Linked DNA regions of Homo sapiens: region 1 is linked to region 2. Evidence: read pairs that join two places in POLR2A ChIA-PET (ENCODE). Cell type or tissue: IMR-90. All regions are shown on one strand.

Region 1 (5,000 bases), 84 kb after region 2:
GATCTGTCTGCCTCAGCCTCCCAAAGTGCTGCGATTACAGGCGTGAACCACCACGACCGGCCCAAACCTTTCAAAAGTGCAATTTGAGCTAGGCATGGTGGCTAACGCTTGTAATCCCAGCACTTTGGGAGGCCAAGGCAGGTGGATCACCTGTGGTCAGGAGTTCAAGACCAGCCTGACCAACATGCCGAAACCCTGTCTCTACTAAAATTACAAAAATTAGCCACAGGTGTGGTGGCACATGCTTGGAATCCCAGCTCCTTGGGAGGCTGAGACACTAGAATCGCTTGAACCCAGGAGTCAGAGGTTGCAGTGAGCTGAGATCTCGCCACTGCACTCCAGCCTAGGCAACAGAGTGAGAAAAAAAAAATTGCAGTTTGGTGCCCAACTTAACGTAACCTGTTAGTAAATGATTTCAGATCTTATTTTCACCAGAGGAAAGAGATAGGGTTGTGGGCTCCTAGGCTAAAGTGGCTAAGTGGGCAGCTGAGCAGAGGTCAGTATATTGTTATTTGGAATACATTTAAGGATTAAGGATGTTAGGTTGAAAAAGAGTCTTTATGACATCAGTCTGTGTGGCAAACCTTTCTCCCACTCCTACTTCTTTGAAGTTATTGGGAATCATTTGCTCTATTGTTTTCTCTTTTACATTCTGTAAGCATTTCAGGATTTTCAAGAGAAAAACATTTGTTAAAATAACAGTAAAAACATAAATAGGAGAAAATAATCAGGATGTGGGGAACATTTTATTATTTTAGAGGAATAAAACTACCAGCTTCTCAAGCACTTATCTTTAATGTAAATTTCTTTAGAGAAATTTCAGGTAGGCAACTTCGAAGAGTCAGACACATGCATCCATAACAACAGTCCTGTAGTCATCCCTTAAGGAAAGCCACAGCATGACCATAAAATATAGTTCAGTGCAGGGATTCAGGTAGCCTTCTGTTTGTTGCAAGGTTAGAGTTTAATGTGCCTACAAGGAGTTTCTTAGGTGGGCTTTTGTCCTCTTGTGGAGATTTTACTCTGGTGAAGACTGAAAGGCAGGTGTTCTGAAAATCTTTAGGGGAAGGCTGTGTATGTTCTAGAAACCAAACCAAAATGTGGGAAGGAGGATGAACAACTGAGATTTTTGCTTGTTAGGTCACTTCAGGTTAGGCAAAGTTGTGTTTTTTTCCCCCCACAAGAAACACTTTTTTTCAAAGCTATTCCAGCAAATGAATAGATAGTTTTTTGTTTTTTTTCTTTTTTTTTTTGAGACGGAGTCTTGCTCTGTCACCCAGGCTGAAGTGCAGTGGCGCAATCTCGGCTCACTGCAAGCTCTGCCTCCCAGGTTCACGCCATTCTCCTGCCTCAGCCTCCCAAGTAGCTGGGATTACAGGCACCCGCCACCGTGCCCAGCTAATTTTTTGTATTTTCAGTAGAGACAGGGTTTCACTGTGTTAGCCAGGATGGTCTCGATCTCCTGACCTCGTGATCTGCCCGCCTCAGTCTCCCAATGTGCTGGGATTACAGGCGTGAGCCACCGCTCCCGGCCATGAATAGATAGTGTATGAAAACCACTGGGCACCATACCACTAAGATGAGACAGCTTTAATCTGGAAACCTGTCACTGCTATTATGTAATCTCTATATTGCTCTCATATAATACCTCTTTTTGAGCCACATGGATTCCAGTGAACCCTCCAAGAATGAATTAGTTACAAGAATGTGCCCCTAATTATAAAACAAACTATAAAGACAAATTATCCTGCTGTAGTAGGACATTTGAAATAAATCATTTATATTTTGAAGGACGTCTGCCCATTATGTTTATTTGCATATAAAGGAGCTACGTGCAGATAGGGTCTGTTCCTAGCTTCACTGGAGGAGGGCCTGTGGTCTTACAGGATATGAGTAGCTGTTTGAGCACTGTAACACTGGAAGAAGCAAGGCTTCTAGATGTGTGTTTGGGATATGTGTTTCTACTAAACCTTAAGTAAGGGCCATATCTTCGGTAATTTTGTCCCCAGATGTGTTGTTATCATTGATTATGATAGTCAGGTTCAAGGTGTCATGAAGGATTTGTTATATTTAAATGTTTAGTAGGTGATATAGAGATTTCATAAGATTACATTTTTTAAATGCTTGGATAGTTTCTTCTGTGAACTATTTCATGTCCTGTCTCAGCTTCACTTAAAATATTTTGTCAGGAACTGTCAGAGGACTTTTTATTAGATATTTCTGAGATAATATTAAAAGCATTCCAGGCCGGGCGTGTTTGCTCACACCTGTAATCCCAGCACTCTGGGAGGCCGAGGCAAGTGGATCACCTGAGGTCAGGAGTTCGAGACCAGCCTGGCCAACATGGTGAAACCTCGTTTCTACTAAAAATACAAAAAATTACCTGGGCGTGGTGGTGGGCACCTGTGATCCCAGCTACTCTGAAGGCTGAGGCAGGAGAATCGCTTGAACCCGGGAGGCAGAGGTTGCAGTGAGCCAAGATCATGCCATTGCACTTCAGCTGGGCAACAAGAGCAAAACTCCGTCTCAAAAAAAAAAAAAAAAAAAAAAGGCATTCCAGTATGAGTATTTGCTGGCAGGTAAGGAGAAATTACAGTAGCAGTGTTTTTTCTTTTTTTTTTTTTTTGATAAAGCTTTCTAGAGATTCTCTTTGTTTCTGTTCCACTAGTGACAGAGGCCAAGCAAGAATTAATAACCTACCCTCAGCCTCAGAAAACATCCATACCAGCACCATTGGAAAAACAGCCCAACCAGCCCCTAAGACCAGCTGATAAGGAACCTGAACCCAGGAAGAGGGAAGAAGGCCAAGAGTCACGCTTAGGACATCAAAAGAGAGAAGCAGAAAGGTATCTGCCTCCTTCTCGAAGGGAAGGGCCAACTTTCCGAAGAGACCGAGAGAGGGAGTCATGGTCTGGAGAGACACGCCAGGATGGAGAGAGCAAAAGTAAGTAGTTTGTCAGGGCACATACCAGACTGTGATCATCACAATGGAGCATAGATGGCCAATGTTATGTCCGGGAGCTATCTGCTTTCCAGTACCCTGAGAGATCTGTGCATGACCTGATGACAGAGGCCATTGCTGTCTGTGGACCTTCCTGTACTGCTTAAAGGAATCTATGCCCTTCAAATAGTAAATTGCTATATGAATGCAGTAAGGCATGATTTTAGATTTCTAAGTATTGGTGAAGAAAAGTATGCAGTATTTATTTGTTTAGCATTTTTTTACAGAACCAGCCTTGCTAGTAGCATCTATAGTAAAAAATGACAGTCAGATTCTTGGGACTTCAAAAATTTATCTTTCTCTCCCTTGTGTTGCCCTTCTCCCATTTATGGTTGATTCAGCTATCATGCTAAAGCGTATCTATCGTTCCACACCACCTGAGGTGATAGTGGAAGTGCTGGAGCCCTATGTCCGCCTTACTACTGCCAACGTCCGTATCATCAAGAACAGAACAGGCCCTATGGGGCATACCTATGGCTTTATTGACCTCGACTCCCATGCGGTGAGTTTCCTCCACCTTGGATTGGCCTAGAGACAGATGGCTAAAGAACCTTCAAGAAGGTTTGACTGGGGGCCGGGCCTGGTGGCTTACGCCTGTAATCCCAGCACTTTGGGAGGCCGAGGTGGGTGGATCACGAGGTCAGGAAATCAAGACCATCCTGGCTAACACGGTGAAACCCTGTCTCTACTAAAAAATACAGAAAAATTAGCTGGGCGTGGTGGCAGGCGCCTGTAGTCGCAGCTACTCGGGAGGCTGAGGCAGGAGAATGGCGTGAACTCCGGAGGCGGAGCTTGCAGTGAGCCGAGATCGCGCCACTGCACTTCAGCCTGGGTGACAGAGCGAGACTCTGTCTCAAAAAAAAAAAAAAAAAATTTGAGGGACTTCTTGATCATTTGAATTCTTGTGTGCTACCTGATATCATAATCCCTCTTGCTCTCTCCTTTGGGTTTATTGTTCATTCAGGTCAGGTGACAGCCCTCAAAAGTTAGGATCCCGTCTGGTTTTCTAGGTTCATTTTTTTCTTGTGTCATTTACTGTTTCCAACTTACTCGCTTGTGAAGAATCTGAGTACTGAATCCTTCATGATTTTAGTGAACTTTCTGATTTATTTTGTCCAGCCACAGATGGTTTTATATTTGATGATAAAACATTTCCTCTTTTTCCTCAAAGTATTTATAGATTCCTGTGGCTTAAATTTTTAGTTGCGGGGCCTTTTTCTATGGAAGTAAGGTGAAGATAATGAAAGTCATTGGTATTTCTTAGATTTTTCATGCTCAAAAGTCACAAGGGACTTTGTAAACTGAATCTGATTGATGATAATTGCAACCTAAAAGAAGAGGATTTGAATTTCTGAAGTTTATGCCAGAACTGACATCTATTCTGATTCCTGTTCCAATCAGTCCTTCATTAAAAGTTGCCTGTTTCTGCCAGTATGCTCTTACTGTTAAAATTTTGACAGAATATAATGTAGTAAATTTATCCTCTGAGAAGGAAAATCCACGTTCACTTCTCTTTCAAAGGAGAATTTTTCTGTCTTTGGGTTCTGGCATTTTCTGTCTCTGGGTTCAAGTGTGTCTGGTTCTATAGGAAGCTCTTCGTGTGGTGAAGATCTTACAGAACCTTGATCCGCCATTTAGCATTGATGGGAAGATGGTAGCTGTAAACCTGGCCACTGGAAAACGAAGGTAAGGCAGAAGGGTGAGGATCTCTTGTGCTGCCCCCACTTGTGTTTTTGAGAGGAAACTCCTTTTCCTGGCTGGAAAAACAGTAAAGCATGATGTTTTCCTAACATGGACTGCTTCAGATAGGTGTTTATTACAGTTTCTTTCTGAAGCCTGACTTGTCCTGACTCTCGAATTGTTTTCTTTCTTGAATAATACTAGGTACTTTTGTCCTTTCCCTTTTGACTGTCTGGTATCTTTGGGTCCCAAATGGCCTGGCGTGGTAGCACATATCTCTATTCCAAGCTACTAAAGAGGCTGAGGCGAGATGGGGAGC
Region 2 (5,000 bases):
GCCTGTAATCCCAACTACTTGGGAGGCTGAGGCAGGAGAATTGCTTGAACCTGGGGGGCGGAGGCTGCAGTGGGCTGAGATTGTGCCACTGCACTCCAGCCTGGGCGACAGAGCGACACTCTGTCTCAAAAAAAAAAAGACATTATCTAGTCATCTTCTCTCACCAGAGGTATGAAGTACTGCTAGTTTACAGCCCATTCTCCAGCTCTCAGACCAGGGAAATTTTTCTTTTTTTTTGAGACGGGGGTCTCGCTCTGTCACCCAGGCTGGAGTGCAGTGGCACAATCTTGGCTCACTGAAACCTCTGCCTCCCAGGTTCAAGTGATTCTTCCGCCTCAGCCTCCTGAGTAGCTGGGACCACAGGCGTGCACAGCACAGTTGGCTAATTTTTGTATTTTTAGTAGAGACGGTTTTACCATGTTGGCTAGGCTGAGAAAATTACTGTTTTGAGACTATGTTAGTGTGTCTTTCTGGTTATTAAAGTCTTACTCAGTCTTGTCTCTCGTAATGTTTTGCTTTACTTTGAAGACTCTTTCAGTGAGACTTGGTCTTAGCACATTTACATTCTTATGATTTGAAGTCACATTCTGGCACTCAGAACAATAGAGAAAATTGTAATTTTTTATATCTTCACGTGACATGTCATTATCATTTTTGATCCTGAGTGGCTAAATTTCATGTTGATTTGTGTTTTGTGCAGTAAAGTATATTTGTGAAATAATTTTTCATTCTCAATTTAAGGATCAAGATTATAGGACCGGCCCAAGTGAGGAGAAACCCAGCAGGCTTATTCGATTAAGTGGGGTACCTGAAGATGCCACAAAAGAAGAGGTAAGGCATGTCTTCTCTCCTGTTTCTCTGTGTCAATTAAAAATTAAAAAAACCTTTTAATTTGAAAAATTGTAGATTCACAAGAAGGTGCAAAGAAATGCACAGAGAAGTCTTGTGTATTTTTTTCCCATCTTCCCTCAGTGTTAATATTTTGCACAACTGTGGTATAGTATCTAAACCAGGAAATTGACCCTGGTATAATACATAAAGTTTATTCAGATTTCACCATTTATACATGCACTCACTGAGGTGAGGTTAAAAAAAATTATGACAAATGATTGCTCTCTTTAGACCTGATCACATCCTTTAGAGCATATTATTTCTGGAGTATGTACATAAGGATGCAGTTTATTTACAATAGTAAAAACTAGAAACTGCCTAACTGCCCTGTATCAAAGGATTGGCTGACTAAATTAAGTCTGAACTTATGGCAGTGCTCGCTCTGTGCCAGGCATTGTGTGATACTTACAAGCATTAGTTCATTTAATTATCACATATTTAATATAATCACTCTAAATATTAAGCATTACTGTATGTAATTGTTCTAGATACTGAGTGACACAGCAGTGTATATTATCAAGTCACTGCCTCCATGGATAATGAAAAAGCAAGCAAAAGGATTACACAATTTTAGTCAGCAAATAAATACTCTGAAGAAAACTAAAGTACAGGCGGGGCATGGTAGCTCGGCCTGTAACTCGGAGACAGAGTCTTGCTTTGTCGCCCAGGCTGGAGTGTGTGGCGCGACCTTGGTGCACTGCAACCTCCACCTCCCCAGTTCAAGCAGTTCTCCTGCCGCAGCCTCCCGAGTAGCTGGGACTACAGGCACACACCACCACGCCCAGCTAATTTTTGTACTTTTAGTAGAGACGGAGTTTCACCACATTGGTCAGGCTGGTCTTGAACTCCTGACCTCAGGTTATCTCCCTGCTTCTGCCTCCCAAAGTACTGCCATTACAGGCATGAGCCACCAAGCCCAGCCCATTTTTGATTTTTTTGAGGCAGCGTCTCACTTTGTTGCCCAGGCTGGAGTGCAGTGGCACAATCACGGCTCACTGCAGCTTCTACCTCTTGGGCTCAATCGATCCTACCACCTCAGCCTCCTGAGTAGCTGGGACCACGGGCATGCATGCTAATGGGGCTGTTTTTTGTATTGTGTAGTTAGGGAGACATCACTGAGGAAGAGGCATTCGAGCCCAGGCTTGAATGCCGTGAGAGAACAGTTTATATGAATATGGGGAAATGAACTGCCCAGGCAGTTCATGCTGAGGAAGTGCTGTGGCCCTGGACTGTAATGAACCCAGTACATCATTTTATATTTAACACATGAGAAACTGGACACTAAAAGGTTACACAGCAAGTGAGCAGAGAGCTTGGAATGCACACAGTATGATTTCAGAGCTTAAGCCTTTGAAGGTTATGCTCTTCTGCTTTTCTTTTTTTTTTTTTTTTTTTGAGACAGAGTCTCACTCTGTCACCCAGGCTGGAGTGCAGTGGCGCGATCTCGGCTCACTGCAACCTCTGCCGCCAGGGTTCAAGAGATTCTCCTGCCTCAGCCTCCCAAGTAGCTGGGATTACAAGCACCTGCCACTGCACCCAGCTGATTTTTGTATTTTTAGTAGAGATGGGGTTTCACCATCTTGGTCAGGCTGATCTTGAACTCCTGACCTCAAGTGATCCACCCGCCTCGGCCTCTCAAAGTGCTGAGATTACACGCATGAGCCACCGCGCCCAGCATTTTGTTTGTTTGTTTGTTTGTTTGTTTTTGAGACAGAGTCTTGCTCTGTCACCCAGGCTGGAGTGCAGTGGCACAATCTTGGGTCACTGCAACCTCCGCCTCTCGGGTTCAAATGGTTCTCCTGCCTCAGCCTCCTGAGTAGCTGGGACTACAGGCATGTGCCACCACGCCCGGCTAAGTTTTTGTATTTTTAGTAGAGACGGGGTTTCACCGTGTTAGCTAGGATGGTCTCGATCCCCTGACGTCATGATCCGCCTGTCTCGGCCTCCCAAAGTGCTAGGATTACAGATGTGAGCCACCGCTTCTGGCCCTGCTTTTCCTATGTACCTGAGAATTTTTAAATATTTATTTATTTATTTTTGAGACAGGGTACTCCAGACTGGAGTGCAATGGCCCAATCAAGGCTCACTACAGCCTCAAACTCCTGGGCTCAAACTATCCTCCCGAGTAGCTGGGATTATAGGTGTGAGCCAGTACTCCTGGCTAATTTTTTTTTTTTTTTTGAGATGGAGTCTCGCTCTGTTGCCCAGGCTGGAATGCAGTGGTGCGATCTTGGCTCACTGCAAGCTCCTTCTCCCGGGTTCACGCCATTCTTCTGCCTCAGCCTCCCAAGTAGCTGGGACTACAGGTGCCCGCCACCACGCCTGGCTAATTTCTTGTATTTTTTAGTAGAAACGGGGTTTTACCGTGTTAGCCAGGATGGTCTCAATCTCCTGACCTTGTGATCTGCCCACCTCGGCCTCCCAAAGTGCTGGGATTACAGGCGTGAGCCACCGTGCCCGGCCAATTTTTTTTTTTTTTTTTTTTTTTTTTTTTTAAAGATAGTGTCTCGCTCTGTTGCCCAGGCTGGAGTGCAGTGTCATGATCTCAGCTCACTGCAGCCTCAGCCTTCCAGGTTCAAGTGATTCTCCTGCCTCAGCCTTCCAAGTAGCTGGGATTACAGGTGTGTGCCACCACACCAGGCTAATTTTTGTATTTTTAGTAGAAATGGGGTTTCACCATGTTAGCCAGGCTGGTCTCGAACTCCTGACCTCAGGTTATCCACCCGCCTTGGATTCCCAAAGTGCTGGGATTACATGTGTGAGCCACCACGCCCGGTCTCTCCTGGCTAATTAAGAATTTTTTTTTTTTTTTTAGAGATAGGGTCTCACTATGTTGCCCAGGCTTGTCTCAAACATGTGGCTTTAAGCAATCCTCTCACCTTGGCCTCCCAAAGTGCTGGGATTATAGGCAGGAGCCACTGCATCCCACCAATTTTTGAATAATTATGTTCTACTCATTCAATATGTGAATGCCTTGAGTGTTCATAGTTTAACTTTGCTTTTCCAAAGTAATCATGGCTTTAAATTATGTATGATAAAAACTGTTAGGGAAAATCTGATATTCAGTGTTTGATTATGATTTGTATCATTTGTATAAATGCCATATTTTTGCAGATTCTTAATGCTTTTCGGACTCCTGATGGCATGCCTGTAAAGAACTTGCAGTTGAAGGAGTATAACACAGGTGAGTTTCTTGACTTGCATATGGCCTTGGGTTAGGAAGGGTCTTTGTCAGATCTCTGCATCATGTGCTACTTAAAATTTGTTTCAAGAAACCACAATTAAAATTTCCAGAAGCCTCCCGTTGGTGCCTCCAAATAACAACCAGCTTTAGTTTTAGCTGTGGTTCTTTGTGGATGTTTGTCCACACATGGGTGATGAGGATGCATGTTCCAGTTCTTCTGAATGCCTGTGATATATAGAGTGTTGCAGCAATTGCCTTGAATATATTTTATATAATTATTAAACTTGCTATGCATGTTCTTCATGGTGGTGGAATGTTTATGCTTGAGCCTAATAGGATTTAATAAGCTTGTTGTATGTAAAATTTTACATTCATTGCTTCAGTAAAATTTATGACTTCCCAGAGAAATTGTACAAATTAGTGGTTTAATTTTCAGTTTTGCTTTGAGAATGGAGTCCTGTTACAGTTATTTTGTTGAAATCCATGAATAGACCCAGAAGAGCTTTCCCTTTGACATCTGTTCTGTGGTCTGAATGGTAGATTAAACTTTTCAGAATATCCTCCTAGTTGTATTTCACAGTACCAATTTCAGTCATTTCCTTTAAATCTTACTACAGTAAAAGTAGGCAAAGGTGAAATGCCAAGAACTCAAGGTTTTTGACCAATATTTTTAGAACTATGTATAATAATAAGTTTATTTATTTAAAAATAAAGGTAATCTTTAGGTGACCTATTTTGCAGAATTTTAAATGGAAGGGAATAGAGCATGAGTCTTCACAGAACTTAGAATTTCAGTAATTCAGTTAAAGACATCTTCAAGTAAGAACATGTCATATTTTGAGGATATAATTTACTATTAGCAGTTTATCATGGGATAAAAATTTTGCATTAACTAGATAACTTCTTCAGAATGCTTCTGCAGAGG

Evidence for each region. ChIA-PET counts read pairs that join two places held together with the same protein. Peaks named below come from ENCODE experiments on the same cell type or tissue, not always from the same donor. Only the 100,000 strongest peaks of a DNase experiment are listed, where the experiment ranks them.
Region 1: POLR2A ChIA-PET joins it to region 2 with 7 read pairs; 5 of 35 experiments call an interaction of 5 or more read pairs at or near these places.

The regions. Positions count from the first base shown.
Region 1 is chr3:50,055,060-50,060,059 of GRCh38, forward strand. RBM6 (RNA binding motif protein 6) reads left to right here. Exons shown (of 21, transcript NM_005777.3): 9 at 2,669-2,944; 10 at 3,343-3,503; 11 at 4,590-4,687. Among named protein-coding and RNA genes, the nearest start is that of RBM5, 31 kb to the right of the region's middle. In IMR-90, no CTCF peak of the experiment used is centred here; no DNase peak of the experiment used is centred here.
Region 2 is chr3:49,971,318-49,976,317 of GRCh38, forward strand. It overlaps RBM6 (RNA binding motif protein 6), which reads left to right. Exons shown (of 21, transcript NM_005777.3): 4 at 742-831; 5 at 4,006-4,075. Among named protein-coding and RNA genes, the nearest start is that of RBM6, 34 kb to the left of the region's middle. In IMR-90, no CTCF peak of the experiment used is centred here; a DNase peak (open chromatin) is centred at 2,174; H3K27ac peaks cover 669 bases.